Linked DNA regions of Homo sapiens: region 1 is linked to region 2. Evidence: chromatin loops called from intact Hi-C (ENCODE). Cell type or tissue: GM12878. All regions are shown on one strand.

What was found. Peaks named below come from ENCODE experiments on the same cell type or tissue, not always from the same donor. Only the 100,000 strongest peaks of a DNase experiment are listed, where the experiment ranks them.
Region 1: a loop joins it to region 2, with 4 times the contacts of the local background. A loop is called at or near these places in 3 of 110 quality-filtered maps.

The regions. Positions count from the first base shown.
Region 1 is chr12:92,646,401-92,654,400 of GRCh38, reverse strand. All of the region lies in intron 1 of LOC124902983 (a long non-coding RNA gene), which reads left to right. Among named protein-coding and RNA genes, the nearest start is that of PLEKHG7, 53 kb to the left of the region's middle. RefSeq lists an enhancer at 4,134-4,428. In GM12878, a CTCF peak has its summit at 4,264 (motif pointing right); a DNase peak (open chromatin) is centred at 4,260.
Region 2 is chr12:92,498,667-92,506,666 of GRCh38, reverse strand. LOC105369904 (a long non-coding RNA gene) reads right to left here and starts at 1,029. Exons shown (of 4, transcript XR_945210.3): 1 at 504-1,029. RefSeq lists an enhancer at 3,590-3,839. In GM12878, CTCF peaks have their summits at 50 (motif pointing left) and 3,992; DNase peaks (open chromatin) are centred at 1,036, 3,546 and 3,966; H3K4me3 peaks cover 3,631 bases; H3K27ac peaks cover 6,317 bases.

The sequences.
Region 1 (8,000 bases), 150 kb before region 2:
CTTCCACCATGATTGTAAGTTTCTTGAGGCATCCCCAGCCATGCAGAACTGAGAGTCAATGAAATCTCCTTTCTTTATAAATTACCCAGTCTCAGTTATTTCTTCATAGCAGCATGAGAATGGACTAATACCATAGGCATCAGTCAAAACATGCTCAGGGAACTCCTTTTATCTGCAGTCTGGCTCAGATGATAAGAATGATAGAATTGCTCTGTAGTTAGGATGTTGCTCCAAGCTGCCTGGGTTCAAATCCAGACTCAGCTCCATACTACCTGGAGAAATTCTGAACATAATATCGAACACTTTGTGCCTCTGTTTTCTCAGCTGTGAAACTGAACTCATAACAGTATTTGCTTCAAAGATTTGTTGCGGTTAAATGCATTCATGATTGTTGCACAGTAACTGCATGATTAATACTAACTATTCACATTGTGAAACTATCAACATCATACAAATTGTATAAATGTATTTATGTAATATAATTTTATTACATATACATATTTTATTATCATGTAAAAATATGCATTTATATGTTTATATATATGAGGTTGTAATGAAAATTTTTGTTAAATGATATTTTTATATCATACAAATATATTTTTAAAATCTTATGAGATATCCTTTTGGAAAAAAGGAATGATTTTTCTCTTTATTATGTTTTTGGTATAGATTGTACTAGTTTTTTTTTTTTTTTTTTTTTTGAGATGGAGTCTTGCTCTGTCTCCCAGGCTGGAGTGCAGTGGCGCGATCTCAGCTCACTGCAAGCTCCTCCTCCCAGGTTCACACCATTCTCCTGCCTCAGCCTCCCAAATAGCTGAGACTACAGGCGCCTGCCACCACACCTGGCTAAGTTTTTGTATTTTTAGTAGAGACGGGGTTTCACCATGTTAGCCAAGATGGTCTCAATCTCCTGACCTCGTGATCAACCCACCTCGGCCCTCAAAGTGCTGGGATTACAGGCGTGAGCCACCGCGCCCGGCCAGATTGTACTGGTTGAACCCAACCTGGGAATCTAATTTGATGCTTAGAGGAACTGGAAGGCTGACCACCTCTCTAAGCACCAAATGCTCATGGGGACTCTTTACTTTTATTTATTTATTTATTTAGAGATGGAGTCTTGCTCTGTTGCCCAGGCTGGAGTGCAGTGGCACAGTCTCGGCTCACTGCAACCTCTGCCTCCCAGGTTCAAGTGATTCTCCTGCCTCAGCCTCCCGAGTAGCTGGGACTATAGGCATGTGCCACCATGACCGGCTAATTTTTTTCTATTTTGAGTAGAGATGGGATTTCACCATGTTGGCCAGGCTGATCTCGAACTCCTGACCTCGTGATATGCCCGCCTCGGCCTCTCAAAGTGCTTGGATTATAGGAGTGAGCCACCGCACCTCGCCAGGCTCTTTATTTTTAATATTTTAGTGGAAAGAGTAGAGGGGAATGTTGGCAAGTGGAGAAATACCTAAGGAGAGAAATGGAGAGAAGGGGGTTGGCACGAGGATGGCAGGGTGTCTGCCTGTCCCTCTCATTGGGGAAGGGGCTGGCCTGAGGCCTGATGGGGAAAGTGCAGAGGGTTAGTGCCAGAGGCCAAGGAGGTGGCCATGAGAGACTGGCGGGTGGTGGTTGGGGATTGTGGCTTCTCTGTCGCAACCTCAGTGCACTGGGATTCCCTGGTCCTGGAGGGCAAGTCTCTGGGGAGCAGCAGCAGCCCCCCAGAGAGAGAAACCAGAGGGCAGAGCTTCACAGTCAAAGAATATGGGCACATGTGAGATACTCTCTGGGGACCCCAAAAAATAGTTAGGAGAGAACTTTAAGGATGTATCTTTTAACAGTAAGGCTGAAAGCTAAGAGTACTATGATTTGGGGAATTCAGGCTAAGAATATTCAGGAGGTTACCAAAAATCTAGTCTTTTCGATTTGGAAGTAGATGAAAGCAAAATCTGCTTATCTTAATTCTAAATTCTAAGATATACTTTGATTTAATGATTTTCTTTTTTTGGAGGAAGTTGGGAACTAGAAAGAATAAACCAAAACATACAAAACCAAAACATAGAAGTACATATTGATTTTAAATTATGCTTCAATATTAGAAACATCAAAATGTGAAAATGTATTTTCACAACCTTGAGAAAATAAATATGTTGTGAAATCCTGGAAAAATAATGTTTTATTGGGGCTGATTTTTTTTCCCATCCCAATTACCCAAAGGATATTTAATGGCTGGTGAGCTTAAAAATCTTGTTGCTTCTTGAAAGACAAAGGAAGGATTGAAGAATTGGAATGAACAAGTGTGATAATGACAATAATAAGGATTACCATATAGAATAATGATTACCTGCAAGACACCATGTCCAATGCTTCGTATATGTTATTTCCAATTCTTTCTATAATCTGAAGACCTGGGTGTTATTAGTCCTATTTTACAAATGAGGAAACTAAGGTTCAGGAAGTTAGTATGAATCTGCAAAAAGTCACAAAACTACTAGATGATGAAGATGAGACTGGAAATGTGCTCTGTTGGATTCTCCCAAAGTTTACACTTCAAAGGTAGCAAAAGATGCAATGTTAAGCCTCAAACCAAAGAGGGGCAAAGTGGAAAAGGGGAGTCCTAGAAAGTGACAAGGAAGGGCTGGCCTCACTGGGGCTTTGGAAAGGAGAGCACTGTTCTAATCTCAGCTCCATAATAACAGCAAAATCTTATTATGTGTCACAATCAAGGCTAAGCACTTTGCATGTATTGTCTTATTTAATTCTCACAACAGCCCTGAGAAATTATTACTATTCACATTGTACAGACAAGGAATCTGGGGCCCAGAGAAGGAATTATTCTGTTGCTAAGTTTATTAAAATTTTTTTTTTTAAATTGATACATAATATTTGTACATAGTAGACCGGGTGAGGTGGCTCACACCTGTAATCCCAGCACTTTGGGTGGCCAAGGCGGGTGGATCACCTGAGGTCAGGAGTTCGAGACCAGCCTGGCCAACCTGGTGAAACATCATCTCTACTAAAAATACAAAAATTAGCTGGGCATGGTGGCGGGCACCTATAATCCCAGCTACTGGGGAGGCTAAGGCAGGAGAATCGCTTGAACTTGGGAGGTGGAGGTTGCAGTGAGCCAAGATCATGCCATTGCACTTCAGCCTGGGTGACAAGAGTGAAACTGTCTCAAAAAATATATATTTGTACATATTTATAGGGTACAGGTGATATTATGTTATATGTATAAACAGGGTGTTCCAGCATAAGCAGGTACCCTCTACTCAGTCCTTGTTCCTACCTTTGCAAAACTCACTGTTCTACTGTTTTCCAGTGGCTTTCAAGACCAAATAAGTACATTTACAATGGTAATAGTGACATCAATGACTAAAGTTTTGGTCACTCTCAAAATTGAGAAAATGACCAAAAGGGGGGAGTTTTTAAAGTGAACTAAATATGACCTGAGAAGGACTCTGAACTTCTGTGTTTAAGTCCTTGTGGATGAACTGCAACCTAACGCAGTAGGTAGACAAGAGTGAGACCCTAACTTGGGAGTGTATGCCGGTAACAGTGGCTGGGTCTTGGCCAATCCCAGCAGCCGTGCCTCAGCCACTCATATGCTGTTGCGTGTTCAAACTGTGTTCAAATAAGGCAAATGCTGAGCTTTAACCAAGCCAGTTGTTTCTGTACCTCACTTCCAATTTCTGTACGTCACCTCCCTTTTTTTGTCTATAAATCTTCTTCTACCACGTGGCTGTGCTGAAGTCTCTCTGAATCTGCTGTGATTCTAGGGGCTGCCCGATTCATGAATTGTTCATTGCACAATTAAACTCCTTTAAATTTAATGTGGCTGATTTTTTTTAAACACGTGTAGAATGTGAAATGATCAGGGTATTTAGGGTATACATCATCTCGAATATTTGTCATTTCTATATGTTAGGAACATTTAAAATCCTGTCTTCTAGCTATTTTGAAATATACAATACATTATTGTTAACTATAGCCACCCTACTCTGCTGACAAACATTAGAACTCATTCCTTCTATCAGTTGGTAAGTTTAAACTCTGGTCAGCCTGACTCCAAGTCCTGTGTTCATAACCAGTCAATTACTTTATATCAAAAATGACCTACGTTTTCCTTGGCAAGTTAAGGCCTCTCTTTCATATCCTTTCCCAAACCTGGTTTCTCCTTCAGACCCTGTTCCAAACTCACCCCGGATGGTTTATGAGACGGATTTTGTCAGCCAGTTTTGTTTCTGAACTCACAATGAAGGAACCACAGGGTGGCAGTGTAACATTGCACAGTTCAAACAAGAGGGCATGAGACTGCATCATCCCAAGTGCACCAACCAGGTCAGACTCAACTCTTAGGCAGACAAACCACTGACCAACTGGCTTTAGTTCATCCTGTTGCAAACACACAGAACGCATTCCTCATGGGCTAATCTGAGGAGAATCGATCCCAGAGACCTCAGCTGAATGACAACGGTGGCCCTAATATCACAGGGAATGCAATACGTTTTTAAATATTTTGCATGCCGACCCTTCACTCTCCTCTCTCTATTTAGGCTTTATGAAATCTGTGTGTGAAAAGTACAGAAGTGGTGGAAAGAGCAAGGAAGATAAGGGGAAAGGAATAGAGAACGGCTTTGGCGTCAAAGGGCATAGACTGAAGGAGCTCCTCAGCCTGTTTCTGGTTGCATAATATTAACAACCACACCCCGCATCTCCAGACTCATTTCCTTATGCATGAAATGGGGAAAACAGTGTCGGCTTTGCAGTTGAGAATAGTAAATAAGGCAAAGGCATGCAGGATTTCTAGGTGCTTAATCATGGAAATTATGTGCTTTCTTCAGATGTTGCTTTCCTTAGCCTGGAGAAGTAGGATAGCTAAGAGAGAGAATAAGATTCATGTTAGAGAAGGAAGAGGACAACACAGCAAGGGTAGAAGTCAACACATAGTTTATGGACAAAGAGGATTCCTGTTGATCAAATAACATAAAAACCGTTTATGAAGCTGACAGAATGCAGGGAATCATCTCTGTATCTTTCTGCATCGTTTTTTAGTTTGTTGTTTAGTAGCAACAAGAAATAATCATGCTTTCCAAGGGAAGTGACAAGATATGCATATAGAAGTGTGTTTGGTTTCTAAAGGTTTTTAGGGATCAATTACGTTTTACAGATGTACCTTTCACAGATCATTCTTCGTATGTGTCTGTATTGTCTGAAAATAGCCCAGGATGAGCAGTCTATGTGCTCTGGTTGGAAACCTGGCTCTTATTTACTGGCTTTATGATTTAGGACCAATTCCCTAACCTCAGTTTGTTCATTTGGAAAATGAGGAAAATTATAGTAGCTCCTACTTTACAGGCTGATTATACAGGATACAAGGATTATATAGGATGATGTGTGTAAAGTGTCCAGCATACAGTAGGCTCTCAATAAATGCTGGAGCTTGTTAATAACCTTGCCCAGTTACAGTAACAATAGTGCTTTTCAACGGCCTGGAATTCAGTCACAGCTGGAAATCAGGTAATACTTGAAATTGCTTAAGGAACAATAAAGAGAACAAAAAGCTGTTTTTTTGCAGCTCTGTGTTGAAAGTTGACTCACATCCTTTCAGACCACTTGCAGCAGTGCCCAGATCTCTTCTCTGGGATCGTGGTGTCTCCATCAGGCCAAATTGACTCCCCTTTGCACTTACAATGCATTCTTGGGGACCAGTTGGGTGCCCATAGCTGCTTTGAACTAGAGACGCCAGCAAGGCAGTGGGGTCAGAAGTGTCCCCGGTTTCCACTGGTTCACAGAACAGAGGTCTCTAGGAGTCATGGCACTTCTTGACCATAATTTCAATCCCCTTACTTCCCATTCAGTGATGTTCCTATTTGAAATAAAATACTACTATGTTCTCCTCCCAACCATTTTTGGAGAATTGCACATTGTTACAGAAATACCCATATTGTCTAGGTCAGCGATTTTCAGTGTGGTCACTAGACGTACAGTATCAGCATCACCTGGGAACTTTTAGAAAAGCAGATCTCAGGCCCCACCTCAGACCTGCTGAAGAAAAGACTCTGAAATGGTGGCATCTAACCATTTGCCTCCTAACAAGCCTTCCATGTGAGATGCTTGCTCTAGTTTGAGGCTTTTTTTCCTCTAGCCTTAAAGACAGGTCATTACTGTACCATAGGTATACTTTGGTGTTTGTCTCCAAGAACTCAGTCATTGAGATCAGATTCATGATGTTGTTTTGAAGGTCTTATCCATACTTCATCATATTATGTCTGCATTTTGCCTGTCAAAAAACTAACAGGATTTGGAACCCTTCTTAAAACTGATCCAGCTCTCTTATTCTCTTATTCTGCCTGCATGTGTAAATATTTGACTTTTTTTCTCTATTACTCATTATTCCAAACCATGAGTTAAAAACAAACTGAATTAGCACTTAAAAAAATTAATGGTAACACATGTTATTTCATTCCTTTTTCTTTTTTTTTTCTCCTCTTATTAGAAAAAAAGCAATCTATCTTCATCTTTAATCCTAAGGCTGAAAATTGAGAACTGGTTGTGGATTTTTTTTGTGGGTATATGGCAATAGTAATGACTGCTTGGAGTATTATAGCATGAATAACACTAATGACAAAATTCATACATTTTTAAAATTTTTAATTGATGCAAAATTGTACATTTTTATGGGGTACAATGTAATGTTTTAATACATGTATGCATAGTGTAATGATCAAATCAGGGTAATTAGCAGATCTATCACCTCGAACATTTATCATGTCTTTGTGGTGGCAATGTTCAAAATCCTCTCTTGCAGCTATTTTTGGATATACGATATCTTTTTGTTGACTGTAGTCACCTGAGGTGCAATAGGACACCAGAACTTAAAATTCCTTCCCTGTTGTAACTTTATACCTGTTGACCAACCTCTCTCAAACCCTTCTTTTCCCCACCTTCCACAGTTTCTGATAACCACTGTTCTATTCACTACTTGTATGAGATCAACATTTTTATATTTCACATGTGAGTGAGAACATGCTGTATTTGTCTTTCTGTGTCCAGCTTATTTCACCAAATGCAGTGTCCTCCAGTTTCATCCATGTTGTTGCAAATGACAGGATTTTGTTCATTTTAAGGCTAGATAGCATTCCATTGTATGTGTGTGTGTGTGTTTGTGTATAATATGTGTGTATGTATTAGTACACTGTGTGTGTATATGTGTATAAGACATATTATACACAAAGAAATGATAAATGTTTGAGGTGATATTACACACATATTATATACACACATTATAAAAATACATACACACATATTATACACACACATATCAGGGCAATCTAGGACTTGTAGAATGACCTTGGAAGTATTCCCTCTTCTTTGATTTTCTAGAATAGTTTGAGAAGAGTTGGTATTTGTTACTCTTTAAATATCCAGTAGAATTCAACAATGAAGCCATCAGGTCCTAGTCTTTTCTTTGATGTAAGATTTCTTATTACTGGTTCAATTTCTTCACTCATTATTGGTCTGTTCAGATTTTCTATTTCTTCATAAGTCAATCTTGGTATGTTGTATATGTCAACGAATTTACCTATTTCTTTTAGGCTATCAAATTTGTTGGTATATATACTAGTTTATTATATTATTTCATGATCCTTTGTACTTCTATGTATTAATTGTTGTGTCTCCTTTTTCACTCTGATTTTATTTATTTGAGTCTTCTCTCTTTTTTTTCTTAGTCTAAGTAAAGGCTTTTAAATTCTATATTGTCAAAACACCACGATTTGTTTTGTTGATCTTTTGTATTACTTTTCTAGTCTCTATTTCTGCTCAGGTTTTTTCTTTTTTCTTCTTCAGAGATGGGGGTCTCACTCTGTTACCCAGGCGGGAGTGTAGCAGTGCAATCATAGCTCACTGTAGATTTTAACTCCTGGACTCAAGGGTTTTCTCCACCTCAGCTTCCCAAGTAGCTAGAATCTCAGGTGCACAGAACCATGCCTTGCTAAATTCTTTATTTTTGTAGA
Region 2 (8,000 bases):
TGGTTGTTCCTACTTAGCTCACAAAAATCAATTCCAATACCACCACCTCCTGGAAGTCTTCGTTGCCCTTCCTGGGCAGAGTTACATGTTTTTTGCTCTTTTTTTTTCACAGTACTTACTGTAATTGCTGTAATTACTGTTCTAGAATCTGTCTCTCCTGTTTGTTTGAAGATGTAGAAGACAGGGAATATATTTTAGTTATCTTTGTTTTCCCAGTGCTTAACACAATGCCTAGTACATTGACAGTGCTTCGATGATGTTTATTGAATGCATGAATAAATTCATACACTAGGAATGTATTAATTTATTCATGTACTTTGGAATAGAAGTTTGACATTTAGCTCTTTAGTATGGGAGGAGAAATGTTCCTGACAATAAAATAATGTGAGAAATGAATAGGCATTGAGTTTTCCCCCATCCCCCACTCCACCCTCCCATCCCTCACCCCTACCCCCACTTCTGGGTACAGCCAGACCCATGGAATAGTAAGAGCTTTTACTTACAAGAAGAAGCAGGAAGTGACCCGTGACCCAGGGGTGAAAAGTCACGTTCACACCCAGTCTCTGGAGATTCACTAAACTAAGTCCTGTAAAAAATTTTGTTAGGGATAAAAACTAAGAAAAACACTGAATATTTACACAGTACATTTTTCCCTAGTTTAGGCTGAAGGTAAAAAAAAAAGTGAAAGGGGGAGTGGGGAGTCAAAATTAAATAAGCCAGCTGGTTTAACTTCTCTTTTTACGTATTTTCCATTGCAATCCTCTCTTAGTCATAAAGCCTTTCTCAACCACTTTATGCTTTTCATTTGGCTGAAATTTTTCAGCTTTTCCTACCTTAAAAAAAGGATTAAAGGTTGAGTAGGTTGTGACTTTATGTTCTCTTTCTCTTCTATCCCCCGCCCCCAAAACACACACGCACGCGCACACACACACACACACTCTTACTTTCACTCTCCAACTGTATTTATTAAAACCAGTTTCTGATAACAGCTACCCAGAAACAGGATCTCTGTTCTTTTTTGAGAAACAAAGCCCATCTTTCTCATGGTGAAAAAATATTCGATGTTCCTCCCCACTTCCCCCAGCTGCCAGTGTCACACTGGTTCCCCAGCCCACTTGCAGGCAGGGCTTCCTAAGAAGCAAGAGGAACAGCTGCTGAGCAACAATAGCTCCTAACGGAGCCAATACACAGACAAGGCCTAATGTTCCTGCACTTTTCCACCCCTGCTCCATCCTAAGAATGAGTGTTTTGATGCTGGACTGCGAGGGGAAAGAGGAGGAGGATAAGGGAGGCTCCTTTCTCACTTCGTCTTTTTCTGCCCTTAAAAATAAAAGAGAGGGGCTGGGTGCAGTAGCTCATGCCTGTAATCCCAGCACTATGGGAGGCTGAGGTGGGCAGATCGCTTGAGTGCAGGAGTTCAAGACCAGTCTGAACAACACACTGAAACCTCACCTCTACAAAAAACACAAAAATTAGCTGGGCATGGTGATGTGTGCTTGTAGTCCCAGCCAGTTGGGAGGCCGAGGTGGGAGGATCACTTGAGCTTGGGAGGCAGAGGTTGCAGTGAGCTGTGATTCTGCCACTGCACTCCAGCCCAGGTGACAGAGCAGGACTCTGTCTCAAAATAATAATAATAATAATAATAATAAAATAAAGAGGGAAGTATTATTGGGGAAATTTTGTTAGTAATTTCTTCCTGTCACAAACATCCACCAAAAAATTGCATGATGATGTGTGTACGTGTGTGTGTATGCGTGAGTGTGTGTTTAGCAATTCCATTTTAAGAGGAGTTGCTCACTAAAAGCAGCTTCTTCTTTCTTTTGGAGGCTGGGTGATTTGTTCAGCAGAGGAGACTCTCGCTGGAGTGGTTCCAGCAGGTCACTGGTCACTGCACTGGGACGAGCTGGCCAGTGAAGGGACTTTGGACCCTAGTAGCAGTTTGGCATTTCTAAGTGGGTAAAAAGAATTAACTTCATAAAAATCAATAGGAATCCACTCACTCTCTTCAGCCCTTAAACAGGGACCACCCAATAATGCCTTTCGCTGTTTGATATTGAGGGGTTCCTTTCTACAGATGCCTCTTGCCCAGGCTGGGCATGTTTAATCTGCATGGAGCTTAAAGGTAACCCTGGCCTGGTGGCTGCAGATTGCATTCTGGAAACTCCAGTTCCCAAATCTACTGCCTTACAAGCTTCCAACAGAACAGCTTGACGCGGTGGATCCTTTCTTTTTGAAAATGTTAGCGAATGAGAAGTAAATCAAAGCTTTGAGCCTTGCCCGTTAGGCTGCCCCTGTGTATGGAGCTCAAAGGGGATACTTCTCTCCCCCTCCCCATCAGTGACAAAAGGCTCTCTAATCCTGATTTCCTTACAAAAAAACACAAAGTGTAAAACCAGCCTAGGGACTGCAAATAAAATGAATACTGGAGGAGCAGCTGGCACATTAATGCCCCTGAAAGCACTAGCTGGCACCTCACCCTGAAACCAAATCGCCCTGTCTCCATGGGGGCTGGGGACAGATTTAGTTTTGTAACAACACAATGAAGTATATTTTTAACAAATAAACACAATCTTGGCAGAAGCATAGGCATCTTTAGCCAGTAAATACTTCGTGCACTTGTGCTCAACTTTCCATATCCCCTACATCCCCCAGCCATCGCCCCACAAATGAAATGAAAGCTGGGAAAAGAAGTAAACTATCACAAATTCATTAAATCAGAAAAGATGTCTGTGGCCTCACTTTACAACCAAATATTACCTCTCCTTCTGAGTGGCCACTGTCTAAACAACCCTCGGCAATTTTATTTGCATTTCCTGGCCTTGACTCTTGCTTAATAGCTGGTGCTGTTTGTATTTAATCACTATTTTCTGAACTCTGTCTCTTGTCCATTTCACCTTTTCTCAAAACAAGCCCAGCCTGCACTTCTGGGAAATTATAGTGCCAAATCTTCAAGGCAGGTTAAGTAAAGAGCCGAGCTTGGAAAAGCACAAATCGTTTTGGAATATCTGGGTGTCAATGTCCAGGATTCTTGGGGACCAATGACGAGCAAGATTCAGGAACACAGCCAGTTTTTCTTAGCATTTTGTCCAGGCCCATGCTGGGAATTCGCAGCTGCTGTGTGTCGGCTCAGGGGAGATTTATTGGGAAAGAGTGAGTTTTAGTTAATTCCAGCAGCTCGTGAAAGCCACATATGACTGTCACCCAAGGGTCCAGATTACTCTCTCCAAGGGAGAGATAACTGTGAGGGAGAAGTGAGAAGAGGATGCTGAACGCAGGAAAAACGAATGACGGAAGAGAAAGAACATTCATGTGGGATTCAGGCTGCAAACAGGGAAAATCCCAGAGAATGAACCCCTTCTCTTTTTCTGAATGCTACACCCCACTCCCTGTGGCTCCCAGCCTCTCATAATTGCAGTTTGGATTGGAGTGCTTCTCTTGGCTACTGAGTGTGATCACACTTAATTTCAAGTAGCAAAGTCCATTTCAACCCATATTTTCATACTGACAAGGTGAATCTGAGTAATAGCTGTATCGAGGCTGGTTTTGGAATGACTTGCCCTGTCGATGTGAGTATTTCTCTTAAAAAAGAGAATGTGTGTAATAGTTCAGAAATAACCTTTTGCTGTCCCTAGAATCACCTCAGGAATCCCGTGAAGAGCAGCTCTTTGAATTTGCTGGTCAGAAAAGATTATTGCCTCCAAATGTTGTCTCCTAGGTCTCGTTCACTTTATCTCTGTTTGGGTATTTCACCCCAGCATGTCCTAAGCTCTGTCAAAATCTCCAGCTTCTTTTCACTTTCCTGACACCTGGTTTAGAACCTAACTTAATTTTTTTTTTTTTTTGTCTTCCTTAGCTTCTGACTAAGGCTTTTTTGTGTTTCACTGGTTTTTAGATGTTTGAAACTGATTTCAGAGGTTTGGTTGTTCTTGAGTAATTTCAGAGACATGGTTCCTCATTGTATCAAGGGATGATTTTGCTCAATGAAGCCTGACTCTCAGAGGCGGAGGATGGCATAGCAGTTCCAGGTTTTGAGTTAGGACAGAAATAGGACAATGTCCAGGGGCACAGGGGAGCCATCTGCCTCCTTAGGCTCTTTACTTCTGTCTCATTACCTAGTTTTGTGTCCTGTGCACATTCCTGAGAGAGATGGGATGGACCACTGTTGGCTTAGATTGCTCAGGATCCACTCTCTGTATCTGGAAACACCTTTGAGGGAAGCACATGGCTGAAGGGAGGTGGGGTATAGCTGAACCAAATGGGAATTTGGTTAGGGAGGTCAAGATGGGGAATGGATGTTGGAAACAAGTAGCATCTGTAACACTGCTCTTTTGTGTCCTTCTTTAGAAACTTACAAACTCTCAATATTTTATTTTTTTTAATTAATTAATTTTTTTACTTTATTTTTTGAGACAGGATCTTACTCTGTCACTCAGGCTGGAATGCGGTGGTGCATTCACAGCTTGTTGTAGCCTTGACCTTCTGGACTCAAACAATCCTCCTGCCTTAGTCTCCCAAGTAGCTGGGACTATAGGCACATGCCACCATACCTGGCTAATTTTTTTTCATTTTTTGCAGAGTCAGGGTTTCACTATGTTGCCCAGGCTGGCCTTGAACTCCTGGGCTCAAGTGATCCTCCTGCCTCAGTCTCCCAAAGTGGTGGGATTCCACCACTCAGGATTTTAATTGCCTATTGCCTCTATGCAGATGAACCTCAAATCATTATTTTTGGCTAAGGCCCCTTCTGCTCTCTAGCTACACATTCACTTTCAATGTTGTTACCTCTAATCCAACTTATATGATTGATATTCATCTTCTTTCATCTTACTCACTTCACTCAAACTCGGTCCTTCTGCTGACTTCCCTATTCTGTTTATTGTAGCACCTTTTTTTTTTTTTTTGAGATGGAGTCTTGCACTGTCACCAGGCTGCAGTGCAATGGTGTGATCTCGGCTCACTGCAACCTCTGCCTCCCAGGTTCCTGCGATTCTCCTGCCTCAGCCTCCTGAGTAGCTGGGTTACAGGCACGTGCCACCACGCCCAGCTAATTTTTGTATTTTTAATAGAGATGGGTTTCACCATGTTGGCCAGGATGGTCTCAAACTCCTGACCTCGTGATCCACCCACCTCAGCCTCCCAATGTGCTGGGATTACAGGTATGAGACACTGCGCCTGGCCATATTGTAGCACCATTCTTATAATTATTTAGACTTACTCTTCATAACCTCACCTTCCGTATGCCTATATTAATCTAGTCACCAAACCCTAATGACTCGTTCCTGGAGGAATTACTCTCATTCCTCTCTTTCTTTCCATTTTTGTTGTCACCACTCAGTTTAGACTCCTATCATCATATGCCTGAGCTAGCTTCTTGATAGGCCCTTCTTCCTTTGGTCTCTTCCCTGGTAATTCACATTGATGTAAACAGACACCTCATAAATCTTCCCAACAAGACTGCAATCATGTCAACTCTTTGCTCAAAAATCTTTATTCCTATTATCTCAAGATTTAGTACAAACTCCTTAGCTTCATATTCAAAGTAACCTTCCTCAATCTGATTCCAACCTACCTTTGGAGTCAACCTACCCTCAGTGATTTCTCTCTCTACTACTACATGTGAACCCTTCACCAACCATAAAGTTCCACTCAGTCTCTCTAAACACATCCTTTAGAGAGTGAATACAAGTTTGATTTCACAGCTTGCCACCTGCTAGCTGTGCATCTTTAGGCATAGTAACTTGCCTTTAGAAGCTTCAAATTTTGTATCTAAAATGTGGTTTTTAGGTGAATCATAAATGTGATCACATGATAAAGAATGCATGGAACATAGTAGTTTCTCAATACAAGTTTATGATGGAACAATGAGTGGCAATTCTTGATATTAAGCCTTAAAAGACCCTCTCCAAGCTAAATATTTGAAAGTCTTGACCTACATCTGAAGCTTTATTTCTCTCCTCTCACTTTTTCTCCATGGACTCAGTAATATTAACTTGTTTCCCACTCCCTGGATAGTGCAAGCCCTGCCAAATATTCCATGCTCTTACATATATTTCTACTCTCTATGAGGTTCTTCTTTCTTTGTCTACCTAGGGAGCTCCACTCATCCTGTGAGATCCAGGTTGAAAGTCTTCTCTTCTCTAGTCTTGCCATTACTCTCATGGAATAAATGGATTCATTTCTCTTCTGGACTCTCGCATATGTGGATTTTTGAGCCCCTATCTATTTCCACTTGTGGCCTATGTGCCCACTCAACACCAGGGTACATCTCTTGCCTCTTTAATTCCCATGCACACAGTTTAGGAGCTGTTCAATAAATTACTATGTATTTGATTCAATTTCATTGTGTTTTGAGCATAAGGAAAATAAAATATCATTTCTGTACTTTAATTCTTCAATAGACTCCAGATGCTTTTCAAACCAAATCCAAGCTCTTAACCATGCTTTACAAGACCTGCAGAGTGTGGGCTGAATTCCTCTTCAGCCTCATCCTATAGCTCTCTGTCTTGCTCACTGTGCTCCAGACCTATTGGTCATCTTTCAGTTTTTTAAAGAATCCAAACTCATGCCTGCCTCAGAGGTTTTGCATGTGTTCCTCCCAGGAATACCTCATTCCCCAAGATTTTTATATTTCTGTTTTTTAAAAAATCCATCAGGACCATGTTCTCCTATAGCCCCCCTGCAATCCCCAACTGTCAACCAATCTATCCAGATTGGCAGCCCTAGCATCTTCATTACTCTATCACACACTCTCAGTTAATTGCTCTCAAAGAAGCCATCTCCAAAATTGTCTTGTCTCTGTGCTAATGTTCATCATTTGAATGTAAGTTTTTTAGAATAAAATCCAAACTTCATATCCTTCCTTGTCTTACAAGGTCTACCCTCTGCAGCCACATGTCTGATCACTCTTCCCTTTGCTCCTCACACAGTAGCGATACTAGCTTTTTTCTGCTTCTCAAACATGGTAGCTTCATTTCTACCCCAGGGTGTCACATTTACCATTTTCTCTCTTGGAAATCTCTGTCCACTGCTGTTTTCATGGCTGTCCATTCCTTCATTTACTTCTTAGCACAAATACCTTTTCTCAGGAAGCCCTGCTTCCCCTGACCTCTCAAAAAAGAAGCCTAATTCTATATCATGCCATTCTTTTTATTTTCTTGCTAAGACCTACCCTTATCTTAAATTATCTTCTTACTCATACTTGATCTGTATCAGTCACTTTGATATCTCCGATGTCTAAAACAATGCTGGTTTAGAGTAAATGTCTAAAAATATTGGTTGAACAAATAGAACAAATAAGCAAATATTCTTAGGCTGTTCACTACTTCATTATAAGTAATGAAAATGTTTATCTCTGTACCCATCAAGCATGTTAATGAATGCATTAGTTTTCTATTGCTTCATAACAAATTACCCTCAAAATTTAATGGCTAAAAATAACTTATCTCACTGTTTCTGTAGATAAAAAACCTGAACGTGGCTTCACTGGTGGTTTTGGCTCAAGATCTTTTATGAGGTTTCACTCATAAGATGTAGTCTGGGATAGATGTCTCATCCAAAGGTTCAGCCAGGATGGGAGATCCATTTCAAGCTCATTCACATGGTATTGGAAGTTCTCAGTCCATTGCCACATGGGCCTCTACACAATCTCACACCCTAGCAATGGCTTTCCTCAGGATGAAATGATCCAAGAGAGTGCATGTGCGAGTGCACCAATGGTGGGAGTCACAATTTTCTTTTCACCTAATATCAGAAGTGACATCCCATTGCTTCTGTGACAATCTATTGATTAGAAGTACATCGGTCAGTTCAGTCCATACTCAAGGCAGGAGGAGATTATCAAGGACATGAATACCAGTAGGCAGAAGTCCCTGGGGGCCATCTTAGAGGGTGCCTACCACAGTCAACGACTCTTGGTTGACAAAACTCTAACACAAATTACTTTTTTTAAAAAAACAGGAAATGTATTGGAAGAATACTGAAGCAGCTCATAAAATTGAAAAAAC